Regions from separate parts of the Homo sapiens genome. Here region 2 is linked to region 1. A link is an interaction called in ENCODE POLR2A ChIA-PET data of the cell type or tissue named here. Cell type or tissue: IMR-90. All regions are shown on one strand. Each heading gives the region's core, and the rest is flanking DNA. Links, peaks and the distances in the headings are about the cores only.

What was found. ChIA-PET counts read pairs that join two places held together with the same protein. Peaks named below come from ENCODE experiments on the same cell type or tissue, not always from the same donor. Only the 100,000 strongest peaks of a DNase experiment are listed, where the experiment ranks them.
Region 2: POLR2A ChIA-PET joins it to region 1 with 11 read pairs; 3 of 35 experiments call an interaction of 5 or more read pairs at or near these places.

What each region holds. Positions count from the first base shown.
Region 1 is chr20:43,725,115-43,736,174 of GRCh38, reverse strand. LOC101927200 (a long non-coding RNA gene) reads right to left here and starts at 7,256. Exons shown (of 4, transcript XR_936741.3): 1 at 7,048-7,256. GTSF1L (gametocyte specific factor 1 like) reads left to right here and starts at 9,173. Exons shown (of 1, transcript NM_176791.4): 1 at 9,173-10,011. The coding sequence starts at 9,481. The coding sequence ends at 9,927. In IMR-90, for the core only: no CTCF peak of the experiment used is centred there; a DNase peak (open chromatin) is centred at 4,494; H3K27me3 peaks cover 321 bases.
Region 2 is chr20:43,895,889-43,903,635 of GRCh38, reverse strand. No RefSeq gene overlaps it. Among named protein-coding and RNA genes, the nearest start is that of LINC01728, 5.0 kb to the right of the region's middle. In IMR-90, for the core only: no CTCF peak of the experiment used is centred there; no DNase peak of the experiment used is centred there.

The DNA of each region.
Region 1 (11,060 bases), core at 2,510-7,509:
TATTGGTATGTGAGTACATCTATAAATGTATCTTCCTTACTCTTTCTCCACAGCCTTACCTGCACTTCCCGAATGAACTACTTATATCTGAAATCTCATCTTAGGGTCTACTTCTGGAAGAACTCTAGCATAATACCAGTAGAACTCCACAAAACTGAAAAGCTCAAAGCAGCAGGTGGCAGAGAAGCAAATGCCACCAGGTATCACTGAGGACTAAAGCTCAGCGCTGATGTTGCCCCTGCTGAAGGGGCAGGAGGGCTGGCCCATCCCATGGTGCCACAGGCTGTGGCCACATCTCACGCCCTCCTGCGCTGATGTTGGAATGAGGTGTGGGTTGTTCCTGAGGTCCAGCTAACTTTGGGCTGCTACAACAAAGAGAAAAACCCTTGGGCGCATCAGTAAAGTCACTACACAGCTTCACTCCTTGGTTGGGTCCCTCGATAACCAAGTCTCCAAGAGCAAAAGGACAGAGAATCCAGCCTGAACTGAGACAGCCTCAGCATCAGACAGAAGCCACACGGACACACTCCACTCCAGCAGAGAAGCAGCTCAGCACTCACAGATAGGCCCAGAGATGAAAAGGAAGAGGTCAACTGGGCACTGTGGCTCATGCCTGTAATCCCAGCTACTCAAGAGGCTAAGGCAGAAGCCAAGAGTTCAAGACTAGCCTGGGCAACATGTGAGACCTTGTCTCTAAAACAAATTTTAAAATCTTAGCCAGGTGTGGTGGCAGGAGGATTGGTTGAGCCCAGGAGTTCCAGGCTACAGTGAGATACGGTTGCACCACTGCACTCTAACCTAGGTGACTAAGCAAGACCCCCGTCTCTAATTTTTTAAAAAAAGGAGGAAGTTGGCCGGGCACGGTGGCTTATGCCTGTAATCCCAGCACTTTGGGAAGCCAAAGCGGGCAGATCACAAGGTCAGGAGTTTGAGACCAGCCTGGCTAACATGGTGAAACCCCATCTCTACTAATGATACAAAAAATTAGCTGGGCATGATGGTGCATGCCTGTAATCTCAGGTACTCGGGAAGCTGAGGCAGGTGAATCACTTGAACCCGGGAGGCAGAGGTTGCAGTGAGCTGAGATCAAGCCATTGCACTCCAGCCCGGGCGACAGGGCAAGACTCTGTCTCAAAAAAAAAGGAAGAGTTTGGCCAGGCACAGTGTCATGCTTGGAATCCCAGCACTTTGGGAGGCCAAGGCAGGTGGATCACCTGAGGTCAGGAGTTCGAGACCAGCCTGGCCAACATGGTGAAACCCCATCTCTACTAAAAATACAAAAATTAGCTGGGTATGGTGGTGGGCACCTGTAAACCCAGTTACTCGGGAGGGTGAGGAAGGAGAATCGCTTGAACCCGGGAGGCAGAGGCTGTAGTGAGCCGAGATTGCACCACTGCACTCTAGCCTTGGTGAGGCAGAGTGAGGTTATACCTGAGAAATGAGTACTGATGACCCTTAACAAATAGTTACTCCCCAAGAAATACGAGAAAACCTTAAAACAGAGTTTTCTCAACTAGTTCCACAGGAAACTAGCTGGTAGAGGTAGCAACAGGTGCTAAAGAGAAAAGGCTGCACCTGGGAGACACTGAGTGAAGCAAAGGTTCATGGTTGGCTTTTCCTTAGGCCTTCTTGGATCTGTGCTGATGTCCACTGAGATTCCCCAGGAGAAGGTACAGTGTGACAATCCCCAGAGCAGCTTGTAGGACTCACATTCCAAGCAATGCCAGCGTGGAAAAACAAGCATCATTTAATAAATAGGTATAAACAGGGAAGACATTTAATTCAAACATCTGTAAGGAAGTGACCAAAACTGATGACATTTTAGGCCACCAAGAACACCTCACAGGCACTAACAAGCCATCGTTTTCTCAGGCCACATTATCTATCCACCGTGCAATAAAAACAGAAATTAAAAACAAAAGGATAGACAACAACAACAAAAAAATGAAATCACTTGGAAATTTATGCCTAAATAACTTGAATCAAAGAAAGGAACAAAACTGCAGTTATGGGCCATTCAGAACGTCATGACAATTGGAACTCCACGTAGCCATACTTAGGGAATGAAACCGAAGTACGCCCCATAGCTGCAAATGTTTCTGTTATTCAACAAGGAAGACTGAAGGCAAATGAAGCATCCAACTTAAGGAGCTAGAAAATAAGCAACACGATAAACCCAGGGAGAGAAGCAGAAATACAGATAAAAACTAATGAAATAGAAAACATAAAAATCCATAGAACTGATAAATCAAAGACTTGGTTTCTTGTAAACAGCTGTAGGACACCCAGCCTTGTGGAAGCCCAATAAAGGGAGGGGTCACACGGCCAGGCGCGGTGGCTCATGCTTGTAATGCCAGCACTTTGGGAGGCCGAGGCAGGTGGATCACCTGAGGTCAGGACTTTGAAACCAGCCTGGCCAACATGGCGAAACCCCATGTGTACTAAAAATACAAAAGTCAGCCAGGCGTGGTGGCAGGCGCCTGTAATCCCAGCTACTCGAGAGGCTGAGATGGGAGAATTGCTTGAATCCAGGAAGTGGAGGTTGCAGTGAGCCGAGATCGCACCACTGCACTCCAGCCTGGGTGACAGAGCAAGACTCCGACTCAAAAAAAAAGGTTGTGGGGTGGGCAGGGGGAGGAAGTAGGAAGCAAGTGAGCGAGAGAGAACACAGAAACACAGTAGAGAAGTCAAGGAAATGTAATCAAAGACACAGAGGAGAGGTTTCAAATTAGAAGAGTATTAAATGCATGCAGTGTGCTAGTCAGCTGGGAGAGTTCAGTGGAGAACACGTGTCTTCCTCAGCTCGGGCTGCCCTAAGGAAATACTACAGACTGGGTGGCTTAAACAACAGAAATTTCTTTCTCACAGTTCTGGAGGCTGCAAGTCCAAGATCAAGGTGCCAGCAGGGCAAGGTAAGGCCTTTCTTCTTGGCTTGCTGATATCAGCCTTTTTTGCTCTGTGCACACCTGGCCTTTCCTCTGTGCAGGAGTAGAGAGAGCTCTAGTGTCTCCTCCTCGTCTCCTAGGGACACCAGTCCTATCAGATCAGGGCCTCATCCTTATGACCTCATTTAAGCTTAATTGCATCCTTCAAGGCCCTATCTCCAAAATCAGTCACATTGAGGGTTAAGGCTTGTGAAAGGAAAAATAAATCTTGGGACCCCAAAATCACTAAGCTAAAGGGAAAAGTCAAGCTGGGAACTGGTCAGGGCAAATCTGCCTCTCATTCTATTCAAAGTCTTCCCTCTGCTCACTGAGATAAATGCCTATCTGATTGCTTCCTTTGGAAAGACTAATCCGAAATGCAGAAGAATGCAACTGTTTGTCTTTTATCTGCCTATGACCTGGAAGCCCCCTCCCTACCTTTGTTGTTGTCCTGCCTTTGTTTCCAGTTGTCCCGCCTTTCTGGATGGAATTAATGTACATCTTACATATACTGATTGATGTCTCATGTCTCCCTAAAATGTATAAAACCAAGCTGAGCCCCGACCACCTTGGGCACATGTCGTCAGGACCTCCTGAGGCTGTGTCACGGGGGCATCCTTAATTTTGGCAAAAGGAACTTTCTAAATCGACTGAGACCTGTCTCAGATATTTGGGGGTCACAGGCTTCAACATATGAATTTGAGAGGGATGCAATTCAGTCCATAACAGCACACTTTTCTAGAAAAATGAGAATTGCCAAGAGAAGTAAAAAACCAGGGAATCAACTTTAAAACTGACAGAGGACTATTTCCCAACAGGGTGTGGGTCAGAGAGTTTAGCAGACAAGTTCTCTCAGACTTTCAAAGAATGTTTGTAGGCTGTTTAAGCCATCCAGAAAACAAAAAAGAGAATGTGCTCTGATTCAGTTTACAAATCTAGCATAGCTGTGACATGGAACCCGACAAAGACAACCAAACGTCACCCAGTCAGGCATTTTAACCAGAACCCAAGCGATTCCTGGCCACATTATAGTTTGAGAAATGCTACATGGTGCTACACTCATTGTCACTACATGAAGAGAGTTTTCTAAATAAGGTCCTTGAGTCAAAGGAGTTGGCAGGTGCCCAGACGGCTGAGACCAGAGAAGCCCTTGGGCAAGGGGTGGCCCACAGAGGTGGTCAGCATGGAGAAGCCCTGAGCCAGAGCCCAAAAGCCCATGGGGGCTACCTATGCTGTCCACACCTGTCTCCTGGACATGGCAGGGAGACTCAAGGAGCCAGAAATGGAGTGGCCACCCATACTAACGCCACATACACACAGCTTGAGTTTAGCATGCTTAGGATCTCCTTTAACCTGCAGGAGGTGCCTGGGGCAGAGGGCACAGTGTTGACACTAACTGCTACAGGGTATGAGGAGGCGGTCAGCTCGGTGTGCAACCTAACAATTGAACTGTCTGGAGAGGTAGTGAGCTCCCCATCGCTGTCTGACCATCCTCCAGGGATGCTCTGGGGGGCATGCCGGCCCTGGGAGAGAAGCTGGCCTGCATGACGTCAGACTCTCTCCTCGCCTGGAGACTTCAGATTCATGATGACTAATCCTCCGATGGCTGCATCCCACCCCATAATGATAATTGCTGACTCAGCTAACCAGGACATGCCATTTCTCATTTTCAGAAAACACTGTTTCTGCACACTCTGTGACCTCCTCTCCATGCCTGTGTTACCATCTGTTGGCAGCATCTCTCAGGATGAAGATCAGCAGGGAGGGGAGTGAGAGGAAAGCAGGTCCGATCTTATTTGCAGCGCTGGTCACACATGCACAGACAGGGTTGAAAAGTTTCACACAGACAGATGTGTGTGCATCCCTAGCTCCTCTTGGGTTGCCATGGTGAGCAACCTCTCAGGTCCCAGGCTCAGAGCAGGTGCCAGGAGGAGGCTGCAGGCTTGAGGACCATTCAAGATGTCCATTAGAAGCACAAACAGCCGGGCGCGGTGGCTCACGCCTGTAATCCCAGCACTTTGGGAGACCGAGGCAGGCGAATCACGAGGTCAGGAGTTCGAGACCAGACTGGCCAACATGGTGAAACCCCATCTCTACTAAAAATACAAAAAATTAGCAGGGCATAGTGGCGGGCACCTGTAATCCCAGCTACTCAGGAGGCTGAGACAGGAGAATTGCTTGAACCCGGGAGGCAGAGGTTGCAGTAAGCCGAGATCACACCACTGCACTCCAGCCCGGGCAACAGAGTGAGACTCCATCTCAAAAAAAAAAAGAAGAAGCACAAACAACCCCAGCCTTCCCTCTCTCCATAATGGACTGAATCTCAGCCTGCCACACTAATAGGTGCGTGGTCACAAAGAAACCTGCAACAGCAATGTCTTACTCCTCATTATGTGGATTTCAATGACGGATACAGTGCTTTCATTGTGATCTCCATATGCAGAATTTAAAAGCCTCTCTCAGCCAGGCACATGTAACCTAGGCTTTGGAAACCCTCGCAAATAATTTTTCAAGGACAATAAACCACAAACGATCAAAGACAACCAGAATTACAGAAGCCTGAAGACTCCAGCCTGGGCCACCTCTGGTCGGAAGCATGAAAAAGACTATGGCACTAGGGATTAAAAAGTCACTGTCAGCCGGGCATGGTGGCTCACGCCTGTAATTCCCAGACCTTTGGGAGGCCAAAGTGGGAGGATCACTTGAGCACAGGAGTTCAAGACTAGCCTGAGCAACATAGAGAGACTATATCTCTACAACAAATAAAAAAATCAGCCGAGTGTCATGGCTGGCCCCTGTAAGTCCCAGCAATCCGGAAGCTGAGGTGGGAGGATCACTTGAGCTCAGGAGTTTGAGATGGAGTGAGACTAAATCTTGCCACTGCACTCCAGCCTGGGTGACAGAGAGGGACTGTATCCCAAAAAGAAAAAAAGAAGATTGCTATCAGCATCATTGGCAGACACTGCACCAGGCTTGGGGGTGTGGAAGAGCAGATGCTGAACTCCCTGTTAACTCCCAGTAAGGACAACACTATAGTTCCTTTTAAAAAATATTATTTTAGGCCAGGCATGGTAGCTCACGCTTGTAATCCCAGCACTTTGGGAGGCCGAGGTGGGCGGACCACAAGGTCAGGAGATGGAGACCATCCTGGCTAACACGGTGAAACCCCATCTCTACTAAAAATACAAAAAATTAGCCGGGCGTGGTGGCAGGCGCCTGTAGTCTCAGCTACTCGGGAGGCTGAGGCAGGAGAATGGCGTGAACCCAGGAGGCAGAGCTTGCAGTGAGCGGAGATCGCACCACGGAACTCCAGCCCGGGCGACAGTGCGAGACTCCGTCTCAAAAAAAAATTATTTTAATATATTTTTTGAGACAGGGTCTCACTCTGCTGCCCAGGCTGGAGTGCAGTAACACAATTTAGGCTCACTGCAGCCTCAACTTCCCAAGCGATCCTCCCACCTCATCCTCCCGAGTAGCTGGAACTAGAGGCACGCACCACCACAGCAGGCTAATTTTTGTATTTTTTGTAGAGATACGGTTTTGCCATGTTGCCCAGGCTGGTCTCGAACTGCTGGGCTCAAGCAATCCGCCCACCTCAGCCTCCCAAAGTGCTGGGATTATAGGAGTGAGCCACTGCACCCGACCATATTTCCTTTAATAGTGGGCTGTAGGCTTGAAGAAAATGGGCTCTGTGTTACATGCATGATATGGAAGGTACAGTTTACCAAGGACACTCAGCAGAGCAAACCAGGAGCTATCCCTAGGGTGAGTGGGTTGGGGTACAGGGAACACAACTTCTTGGCCTCATACTCCTCATAGGAGCCAGCTTGGTTTGAGGCACTAGAATTCCACTGGTCTGGGGTAAGAGCCAGATCTCAAGATCTCAAGAAGCCCCAGGAGAGCACTGAGTAAGCCATTGATCCCCCACTCTGAGCTAGGACTTTGGGTTTTCTTCCATGGGGAAGAATATGCTCCGTGTGTGTGGAGAAAAGAGAAATGAATGCTGGTGACGAGAAGGGCAGACTGGGGAAGCCCTCAGGACTTCCCAAAGTTCCTATTCTCCTCCTTCTGGGCATGTGGAAAGACCGTACCTCCTTGCTCTTTGAAGTTAGGTAGGACTTACTTTGAACCATGAAACAGTAGCGGAAGTGATGTTTATCATTTCCTGGTGGAAGCTCGCGCATGACTCCCCACATCCTCTTCCTTCTTCTAGAAGGAAGCAAGTGTTGCTATGGAGGCTCCATCAGCCTGGCTCCATTAACCACAAGGAGCAGATCCCCAATACCCCTCCCCAACCCAGAAACCTGCTTTAGACTTGAAAGTGACTCATAAGCCTTCGTTGTTTTAAGCTACTGAAGTTTTGGCACTGTACGTTATTGCAGCCTAACCTTGCCTATCCTGACTGGCACACCCAGAATAAATGGTGTAGTTATGAAAGATGCCTTTTTTTAGAATCCTTTGTCTAATCTTTTGTCTATACCTGGGTTCCCATTACAATTTCTTACTATGACATCAGTGAGTGTCATGTTGCTAAATTGTCTGCATGTCATATGATAGTAACAAGACATCCCACATGTATGATCAGTTGCAATTATGTAACAATGTAGACAAAGCCAATCACTTCAATTCTCAAAAAAGGCTGAACACCATAGCTAGGATGTGGAGAGATGGAAAAAGTGTCATTTACAATGACAAAAAAAAAAGAAAAAGAAAAAACCATAAAGCATCATAGATTAATTTTTTTTTAACGTGCAAAAAATAGAAAGAAAACTACAAAGCCTACCTGAAAAGACACCATCAATAGAGCTTAGTAAATACCAGGAAACACACACACACACATACACACACACACACTCACACACACACCTTCCCCAAGGTCACATGGCTGGTAAGTGGCAGGAGGTAGAATTTGAATACAGTCAGCTTCCTTAACCACCACCAAGAATAGGATGGGTGAGCTTTTTCTATAATGGGCCAGACAGAAAACATTAGAGGTTTCTAGGTCATCTGGATTCTGTTGCAACTACTCAAATCTAGCTCAAAAGCAGCCAATGGACAATATATAAACAAATGGGTGTGGCTGTGCTTCAATAAAACTTTATTTACAAAAGCAGATAGCCATCTGGATTTGAATCATGGGCCCATAGTTTGTTGACACATGATCTAGAATAACAAATCCTTGAAGATAGTCAAGGCTTTTGGGGGGAAAACTAATAACAAGCAGAGACTTGCTCTATCAGATATCAGCACATAAAGCTACAAAAATTATTTGGAATTGCATTATATTTATGTATCAATTTAGGATGACTATGTAATTTATGTAATTTAGTTTACAGAGAATATTCATTTATGATTTTGAGTCTTCCTATTCAGGAATATGGTATTTCTCTACTGTCACTCAGATCTTGAGAAACAATTTAACAGGGTGGGGGGTGGGAAGGAGCTCCAGGCCAATTTTTAGAAGAAATCCTACCTAACACCAGACATGTAAATAGAATGTCAGAGGACCAAAACCACTAACACCCTGAGATATGTGTCAATTGCGTCCATTCAGACTTTGGTCCAGTTCTGTGAGGGACAACGGCAGGGTCGACCTAAGATGGGGCGTTTTATAGGAAATGTTTCCCATGTTAAGCTGAACACCAAAAGGCTTCACCTTCTGCGATATATGAATAGATTTAAACCCTTCCCCCACACCCAAGGAGACTAGGCTGCTGTGGGCCTCAGCAGAGCAGAAGGGTAAAGAAAGACGGCCCTGAGAATCACATCCAAAAACCAGCCCTGGCAAAGCGCAGGGGCTCACACCTATCATCCCAGCACTTTGGGGGGCTGAGGCGGGTGGATCACCTGAGGTCAGGAGTTCAAGACCAGCCTGGCCAACATGGTGAAACCCGTCTCTACTAAAAATACAAAAAATTAGCCGGGCATGATGGCAGGTGCCTGTAATCCCAGCTACTCGGGAGCCTGAGGCAGGAGAATCACTTGAACCTGGGAGGCGGAGATTGCAGTGGGCCAAGATCGCACCACTGTACTCCAGCCTGGCAACAGAGCGAGACTCTGTCTCAAATAAAACAAAAACAAAAACAAAAAACAAATACGTACAGTTAAAAGACTTAAGTCACAACATACATCCATGAGCAATTTTAGATGGCAGCATTCCCAAAGCCATCCACCCCTCCCAAGCAGTGCACAATAGCCTCTTCCTGATGACTTAGGCTGCCCATTGTGACCACCGGTGACTGCAGCTTGACATCATAGTATATCCGTGAGTCAAGCGGCTGTGGGTTTTTGGCTCTTGCATCTGCTATAGTTCTGTCTCGGGTGCCATTTGCTAACTCTGTTCTCTGTGTAGCTGCTTTTGGCAGCTCCTCATCTCTCTTCTAATCCACCACTCACAGTCCTAGAGAACAGACCACAAGTTAAGACCGTCACCTACAGAATCCCAAGGGCCAAAACTGGGCAGAGGACAACTCCATCCTTCTTACAAAAGGGCTTCTCCACAAGAAGCATTTCCGTTAGACTCTAGCAGTGAGATACCCTGCTTCAAGAATTTCTCATGGAGCCAGAAGCCTTTGAAATTTGCCCTTATGATCCTCACCACCGAATCCCACTCAGCAGATTCCAGTACCACCTGGCATCGTGCAGGAGAAAGAACCCCAAGAAAGCCAAAAAGATGGCCACCTGCAAATACAACGCCTGCCACGTGGTCCCCATCAAAAATCTGGAGGAACATGAGGCTGTTTGTGTCAACAGGAGCGCTGTGGAAGAAGAGGACACCGAGAACCCTCTGAAAGTCAGTCCTCCTAGTTCAGAGCAGAACGATGACACCCAGCAGGTCTCACCCTGCCTTCCCAGCCCCGATATCTGGAATGTCGATGGCGCTAATTGCCAGCATGTGTTTGTCCTTAAGACTTTTTTTCCTCAAAAGGTTGTTTGTGAAAATGACACGAAAGAGTCAGCAAGAGAGACCAGTCCCCAGAAGATCCTCAGACCAGGACAGTAAACTGCCAGCTGAGGAAGGAGCACACGCCTCATCAATGCATGGAAGAACGTGCAATGCATCAGAATAAAAGACATGCAAAGTAAACTACCCTGGGCTACCTCTTTTTTTAACCTGGCAGATTGATAAATATCAAAAGGCTTAAAATACTCTGCTGGCAAAGGTAGGGCAAAATGGGCACTTTCATAACATTGGTGAGAATGTCAGTTGGTACAACCTCCACAGAGGGCAATTTGACAATAGCTATAAACATTATCAATGCATACAGGCTTTGATTGAGCAATTCCACTTCCAGGCTTCATTCTGTAAATATAATCACACATGTGGAAAATGAGCTAAGTACTAGCTTATTCACTGCAGCATTATTTGCAGCAGCAAAAGAGTTAGAAATGAGCCAGGTGTGTTGAATCACAGCTGTAGCCTGTTACTCTGGGAGCTGAGGCGAGAGGATCGCTTGAGTTCAGCCTGGGCAACATAGTGAGATCCTGTCTTAAGCAACAAAAAAAAAAGTCAAAAATGACCTAAATATCCATTAAAAGGGCCTGATTAAAAATAAGTTATACTGCAGCCATACAACAAAATATTATGCCGCCTTAAAAAAAGTGAGGAAGCTCTTTCTGTGCTGATATAGAAAGGTTGAGACACACTGTTGAGCTCAGAGGTCAGCAAACTGTTTCTGTAAAAGGCCAGATGGCAAATATCTTAGCCTTTGTCAGCCACACAGTCTGTGTTGCAACTACTCGGCCCTGCCACTGCAACACGAGAGCAGCCACATATAATATGTAAACAAATGAACAGAGGTTCCAATAAAATGCCTTACAGCCACAGGTGGCAGGCTGGACTTGACTGGTGGGCCATGGTTTGCCAACCCCCAGTTTAACTGATAAAAACCAAGTCCAGGCCGGGCCCGGTGGCTCATGCCTGTAATCCCAGCACTTTGGGAGCCGGAGGCGGGCCAATCACCTGAGGTGTGGAGTTCGAGGCCAGCCTGGCCAACATGGCAAAACCCCATCTCTACTAAAAATACAAAATTTAGCCGGGCGTGTGGTGGGCACCTGTAATCCCAGCTACTCAAGAGGCTGAGGCAGGAGAATAGCTTGAACCCGGGAGCAGAGGCTGCAGTTAGCCGAGATCAC
Region 2 (7,747 bases), core at 2,640-7,639, 170 kb before region 1:
TTGCCCCAGTCAGAATCATTATTTACACTTCTCTTTCTGGTACCATGATGTATGTGAGAGCTGAAGCTGGGAGCTCCCACATAGCCAGAAATGGTTGTTCACGGTGCCCCAGGGCCAACACAGTGCCTGGCACACAGCGTGTGCTCAAAAAGTATTTGTTGACCCAGTGAATCATGAATGAGTGAATCTATCAGAATGGATTCATTTCATCCTATCAAGCACTCTTTTAGATTAAAACCATTTTCCTCATTTAGTTCCATTTCCTGCTGTCCTCTGCTGCCAGGTCCAGAACTGGAGCAGGCTACCAAGTTTACAGATGTGATCCCTGCTGGAGAGAGGCTGTGTTCAGACAGATGTGTGGACAGAAATGGCAGTGGAGGGCAAGGAGTGCCAATGGGGGTTACCCAGGGGCCACAGGGGCTGGGAGTGGAGGCTGCAGGAGGCAAGAAGGGATGCAGAAAGACTTCCAGGATGGGGACACTCCCAAACGAGGTCTCAGAGATGACCAGGAGCCGGCTGAGCAAAGCAGAATTCTTTAGTCAGAAGACACAGTAAGAGCAAAGACAGGGTGGTTTGAAGTAGCCTGCTATACACAGGGCTCCCCATGAAGCTGTCTATTGGTGGAGAATCCAGGGCATGGCAGAAAGGGCCTGGATACAGCTGGAGGGGCAAGCCAGAGGGAGGACCCCAAGAGCCAGATTTAGGAGCTCAAAGCCAAGTCGACCATGTACAGTTGTATAGGTTGTGTACTGTGTAAAGGAAGTGAATGAAGTTGAAATCCAGCCTATGGTCTGCTGGCCAAACCCTGTGGACACAGTTAAACCCTTCACTTAAAGAGGCAGCAAGGTCAGCTTGCAAAGGGGTCAGTAGCTTATGTTTCCATTTCCAGGGGTGGACAGTGGTGTCCTCAGCTCCACGCAATATGTGTGTGGTATGGGGGAAGGAGGCACTACATCTGAAGGGAGGCCATGCAAAAGAATCAGGACAAATGAGAAGGCCCTGGAGAACTATTAGCAGCTTCTGGGGCTGCCAGGGATGGCTGGACATGCACCCTGCCATCTGTACAGGGCTTGAAGACACAGTGAAAATGCTCAGCTCTCAGGTCGATCCTAGATTAAGAGTGAAGGGAAGGCAGAAGGGGGACAGATAATGATAAAAGGAGGGAGTTCTGGTTTTGGAGGTCTCTAAGGGATGCAGTTGGAGGAAAGCTGAGAGGGCTGAGGGTGGAATGGTGAGGACTTCCAGTTGGATTTTTACATTAATGACGGGGAGTGACAGTCCTAAGGGGAAGACAGTCTCTAGGGCAGTGGTCTCCAACCTTTTAGGCACCAGGGACCGGTTTTGTGGAAGACAATTTTCCCACGGACCGGTGGTACGGGAGAAGGATGGTTTAGGAATGGAACTGTTCCACCTCTGATCATCAGGCATTAGATTCTTATAAGGAGAGTGCAACCCAGATCCCTCACATGAGCAGTTCACAATAGGGTTCGTGCTCCTATGAGAATCTGATACTGCCGCTGATCTGATAGGAGGTGGAGCTCGGGTGGTAATTCTCACTTGCCTGCCATTCACCTCCTGCTGTGCGGCCCAGTTCCTAACAGGCTACAGACCGGTGGAGGTCCATGGGCCTAGGGGTTGGAAACCACTGCTCTAGGGTGTATTGTCCACAGTGAGTAGGGGCTGGTGTTTGAAGAAGGGAAAGTCCAGGATCAGGGGTCTAAGGGTGGGCTGGATCCCCAGGTAGGAGAATGAGGGCCTCAGGCCTCAGGCCAGCAGCTAGACTTGGGAGGAGGCCTGGACATGACTTCCTCCAGGAAGGGTAGGGGTGTGATCTGCACTGTGTTGGGGATGCTTAGCCTTGCTCCTTGCACATTGCAGATGAGTTATAAATATTTGTTCAATCAATGACTAAGTTGATAACATCAGTGATCCAGTTCCCTGGATCTGTGTGAATGTGATCGGTGAATGTCTGAGAGGTTTGAAAGGGCAGCTTGTGCCAGGGGAGGTGAGTGTGTGGATAGTGTGTATCTTCTGGGTAACATTAGCTACTGCAACAAGTAAGCTCCGAATTTCACTGGCTTAATCTCAGAAGTCTGTTTCCTGCTCACTGATGACTCCAGTTCACTGAAAAGTCCAGTTCCTTGTTTGCTGACAGCTTTCCTCCATGTGGTGATTCAGGGATCCAGGCTTCCTCTATCACTGGCTCCACCATCCCCCTGCTTCACATAAACCCCAGCCCAGAGGAGACACATCACTTCTGCTCACCTTCCCTTGATGAGAACTTCTCATATAGCTAACCCCAGATGCAAGGCAGGCGAGGAAATGTAGTGCTAGACTGGAAAGATGCCTCCTCAAAACAATTTTACACCATGGAAAGGCCAGCAGAGATTTTGGGTGCACTGACATAAGAAGTGACAGAAACAAGAGGAAAGTGGGGCCTCGAGGCACACATTTGTGCCAGTGGCCAAGGACATGAGCAGCCACCCTGAATTCAGTTCTTGGCCTTGCCTGAGATTCTAACTGGAACATGGAGACGATGTGTATATAGGGAGGGAGGAGAAAAGCATGAGTGGCTCTCTCACCCACTGATTGCTATATTTGATCCTCACTTAGTCTTGGGAGATGGAGCTCCTTTAGCTCATTATCCCTCTTTTACAGAGGAGCAAACAGGTTGAGAGAGAGTGAGCGAGCCTTGGGCAGGGTCACTCCTGTGAAGCCGGGACTAGAACCCAGGGCATCTGTTTCCCAGTCCTGTACTGGTTCACCAAATACCCTAAGTCTAAACTGATTCTCCAGAACACATTTCTGTGTTATTCTGGAAAAACAATGTATAGTCTGCAACATCACAATTTTGTTCCCAAGCATCGAGAGAGTGGCACATGGCCATCAGGCAGGACGATTTCTTTCAACTGACAGCTTGGAGGAGGAAGCTTTTATTCCCGGGGCCCCCAGGGGAGGGGTTTGGCCAGGCCTCTGCTGTGTCAGGAATTCTTCCATTGTAGCTTACCAACTTTGTTACAAAGTATAAGATCTTTTAACATATTTTTAAACACTATCAATTCTGCTCTCTGTTCCTTGCATTTCTTCTTTGTCCTGAAGCTCAACCCGGGCAAAAACATTTTTCCCATCAAAAATTCAATGGGGCTCTTACAAAGTGACAGCAGATTAAATAGCTGCATTTATGATCCCCTCCTAGATACACCTCCCCGTTTTTTTGGGTTTTTTTTTTTTTTTTTTTTTTTTTTTTTTTGGCCCAGCACCAAAAATCAAATGCCAAAAAGGCAACGGATCTCAGCTGTTTTGAAACAAGCTGTGTCGGTCCAAAGGTTATTTCATTTTGGACACTGTGTGACCCTGTGTTTGGGCCTCATTTTAAATTAATAAACGCATGAGGATAGTCAGTACTCTAACCCCAGAGACCAGCGTGCTGCCTGGCCCATGGCAGCCTCAGTAAATTTAGGAGGAAACCCACACCCTGGAGTTCTCTGACCTTGGTGAAAGGCAGTTGAGTAGACTTGGCAGAGAAACCTTGTCATTTATGGTTTTCCATTTTAAATCTAAGCATTTTCACATTGTCTTAAAATTTATAAATGAATGGGTGTGGTGAGTATTCCAACTGTTCCCAGTGCCTAGCACAGTGTGACTCAGAGTAAATAAAAAAAAATTTTGAATAAATGAACCAAATAGGTAATTAACATCTCAAAGTGGGCTTTCATGCATTGCGTTGTTTCCTGCAAACAAGTTCCGGAGGATACTTTCCATGTACTAAAGGGAACTCGTTGCAAATTGGATGACTGGGAGAGGCGAAGTGGCAGCTCTGGGGCCTGGAGGGACACCCCCCACCTCAGCTGTCCCACCTCTCCTGCCCTTGACTGCCGCCCCCATTCTAGCTGCTTGGGCTCCCATCTCTGCTTTTCCCCCTCCTCACCGCCCCTCCCTGCTGCTGCGCACAGCCTTCCATCTCCTCCCACCTATCCTTTGACCCAGAACCCACTCCATCCCTCCACCCAGCAGTCCTAGCCCCTGCCTTTAGCTTGGATGTCAGCCTGGTCTTGCTTTCTGAGAGAAGAGGTCTCCTGTGACTCCTCCTGTCCCCTATCATCACACCTGGTGCAGAGGAGGGGCAGGAGGGTCCAGGTGGGCCACCAGGATGGAGGAGTGGTGTACGTGGGGCTTTCAGCTCTAGGTACTTAGGAACCTGGCCCAGCCTGCCCACCTGGAAGTAGCCTGACCTGGTGCGGGTGCAGGGAGCCGATATCTGCAGGAAGGAGTTGATGGACAGAGTTTAAGGCTCTTCCTCTCCTTACCAAAGTATTTATTTAGCTCCCAACTTTACTCCCACCCTAGAGTTAACATTAATGATATTAACCATTTCTCTCATATGTTTAAAAGTTTTTTTATTTCACAGTAGTATTTATCTTTTAGTTTTATGATTTATTTTGCTCTATAGAAATTTTTTATTTTATGCAATTAAATCGTTCAATCTTTTCTTTATTTTTCTAAAGATTACTAAACTATTCAGTTGTGTTCTCTTTTATACTGTATGGATTTTTTTTTTTCTTTTTATCTTCCATTTTTCTGAAGTCTCTTTTGGAATAAGACTCAGGGACAGTTTCTAGCTTTTTTTTTTTTTAATCTAAATGACTAGCTAATTTAAATAAAATTTAATAAGTAATTCATTATTTCCTCCCCAAATGTGAAGTGTCAATTTCATTATCCGCTGAACAGCCGTGATGCTGGAGCCCAAGTCTGCACTCGGCGGCACCCTTATTCATCACTCCATGCGCCTGTGGTTTGGTTTCCATTAATTTACCTTTATTAGATGTTTTGGTAAACAAGTAGGGCAAGTTCCACTTCTTATGTTTACTTTTCAGGAAATTCAATTCTATTCTTGTATACCAATTGTCCCAGATTTATAATAACTTCGTTAAGTTCCTATCAGTTTGAGTAGGGTGTTTTTACTGGAATTACATTGAGTTAAACACTCATCTAAGAAGAACAGACATCCTTACTATACTAAAACTTCCTATCAAAGATGTGTCTTCTTTTATTGAAGTCCTATTTCATATCCTTCAGTGGAGATTCATTGCTTTTTTTCTGCTAGTAGACCTGTTACTGATCTTATTTCTAGGAATCTTCCTCCAGGCACGCTTTTATTTGCCTTCCAGAATACCACACGTTCCTGTTTTCCTCCTACCTCCCAGGTCACTTCTTTTTGGTGTCTTTTACTGGTTCTTTCTCTTCTCTCAGATCTCTTGTTTTGTTTGGTTTTGTTTTGAGATGGAGTCTCACTCTGCCATCCAGACTGGAATGCAGTGGTACAATCTTGGCTCACTGCAACCTCCGCGCCCCCAACCCCCAGGTTCAAGTGATTCTCCTGCCTCAGCCTGGGATTACAGGCATGCGCCACCATGCCCGGCTAATTTATGTTGTATTCTTAGTAGAGACAGGGGTTTCCTCATGTTGGCCAGGCTGGTCTCGAACTCCTGACTTCAGGTGATCCACCCGCCTCCGCCTCCCAAAGTGTTGGGATTACAGGTGTGAGCCACAGTACCCGGCCTCTTCTCCCAGACCTCTTAACATTGGGCTCTGGAGCTCAGACTTGTAATTCTCAAAGATTCTACTGAATAAACCAGCAATTCAGAGATAAATATCTTTTTTTTTTTTTTTTTTTTTGAGATGGAGTCTCGCTCTGTCGTCAGCTGGAGTGCAGTGGTGTGATCTTGGCTCATTGCAACCTCCGATTTCCTGGTTCAAGCATTTCTCCTGCCTCAGCCTCCCGAGTAGCTGGGATTACAGGCAAGCACCATCACGCCCAGCTAATTTTTGTATTTTTAGTAGAGACGGGGTTTCACCATGTTGGCCAGGATGGTCTCGATCTCCTGACCTCGTGATCCGCCCACCTTGGTCTCCCAAAGTGCTCCAATTACAAGCGTGAGCCACCGCACCCATCCCAGAGATAAATATCTTTGTGCAAACGATTCTTCCACTTTTCTCTTTAGGATTCCTCTCAAGTGGAAACAATGAGCAAAAAAGCCACAGAGAATTCAGTTCCTTTTCAGGTCCACACTGACTAGAGTTGCCTGGATTCCTGCAGAGTTGGCATGGCATAGCTCAGAGAGATTTGGGAGACTGGGATAAAAAAGCCTCTTGTCTAGGCCGGGTACGGTGGTTCAAGCCTGTAATCCCAGCACTTTGGGAGGCCAACGTGAGCAGATCACTTAAGGTCAGGAGTTCAAGACCAGCCTGGCCAACATGGTGAAACCCCATCTCTACTAAAAATACAAAAATTAGCCAGGCATGGTGGCGCACACCTGTATCCCAGCTACTCCGGAGGCTGAGGTGGAAGAATTGCTTGAACCCAGGAGGTGGAGGTTGCAGTGAGCTGAGATTGCACCACTGCACTCCAGCCTGGGCGACAGAGTAAGACACTGTCTCAAAAAATTAATTAAAATAAAATAAAAAGGCCGTACGCGGTGGCTCACGCCTGTAATCCCAGCACTTTAGGAGGCCGAGGCGGGTGGATCACGAGGTCAAGAGATCGAGACCATCCTGGCCAACATGGTGAAACCCCGTCTCTACTAAAAATACAAAAATTAGCTGGGCATGATGGCGCATGCCTGTAGTCCCAGCTACTCGAGAGGCTGAGGCAGGAGAATCGCTTGAACCCGGGAGGCAGAGGTTGCAGTGAGCCGAGATCACGCCACTGTACTCCAGCCTGGCGACAGAGCAAGACTTCGTCTCTAAAAAGAAAAAAAAAAAGCATCAGAGACATTGCCTTAATATGATGGCAATTATTCAGGAGAGAGGTGAAAGTGCCTTAGGATAGAGAGGTTGCCATGAGTATGATGAGAACTGTTTGGATTCCGCATGTTTTGCAAGGGTAGAGTCAGTGGAATTTGCTTAAGAATAGGATGTAGGGTGTGAGAGAAAGGGAACATTTAAGGATATATTCAAAATGCCCAATAAATCATAAGAATTTAATTGTCATTAAGTAAGTTGCCATTGAGGTTGAGACTGGAGCAGGTTTGGGGGGAATCAGAATTTCAGTTGGGACCAGCAACACTGGAGATGTTTATTCCCATCCAAGTGGAGAGATCAGGCAGGTAGCTGGATATATGGGTCTAGGGGCCTGGGGAGTAGCCCAGAGCAGCAATACAAATTTAGGATTAAATAAGATAATAAGTAAAGCTTGTTTAGCCCTTTGGAAATCTTAGAAAGGAGACAGACAGGTCTATGCTGGGTACTTGCCTGGGCTCACTCCCTGCTAACAAACTTGCTCTAACATTATCAGTGTACACAATTTAAATCAATGCCTCTGCAAAATCACACTTTTTTTTTTTTTTTTACCATGTCAAAGTCCTTCCAGGCCTCTCACAGATGAGTTTGAATAAAAGTATGCATTAGGAGGCCAGGCATGGTGGCTCACATCTGTAATCCCAGCAGTTTGGGAGGCCGAGGCAGGAGGATGAGTTGAGGACAGTTTGAGGCCAGCCTGGGCAACATAGCAAAACCCACTGTATTAGTTCATTTTCACACTGCTGATGAAGACATACCCGAAACTGGGAAGAAAAAGAGGTTTAATTGGACTTACGGTTCCGCATGGCTGGGGAGACCTCAGAATCATGGAGGGAGACTAAAGGCACTTCTCATGTAGTGGCAGCAAGAGAAAGTCGAGGAAGAAGTAGAAGTGGAAACCCCTGATAAACCCATCAGATCTCATGAGACTTACTCACTATCATGAGAA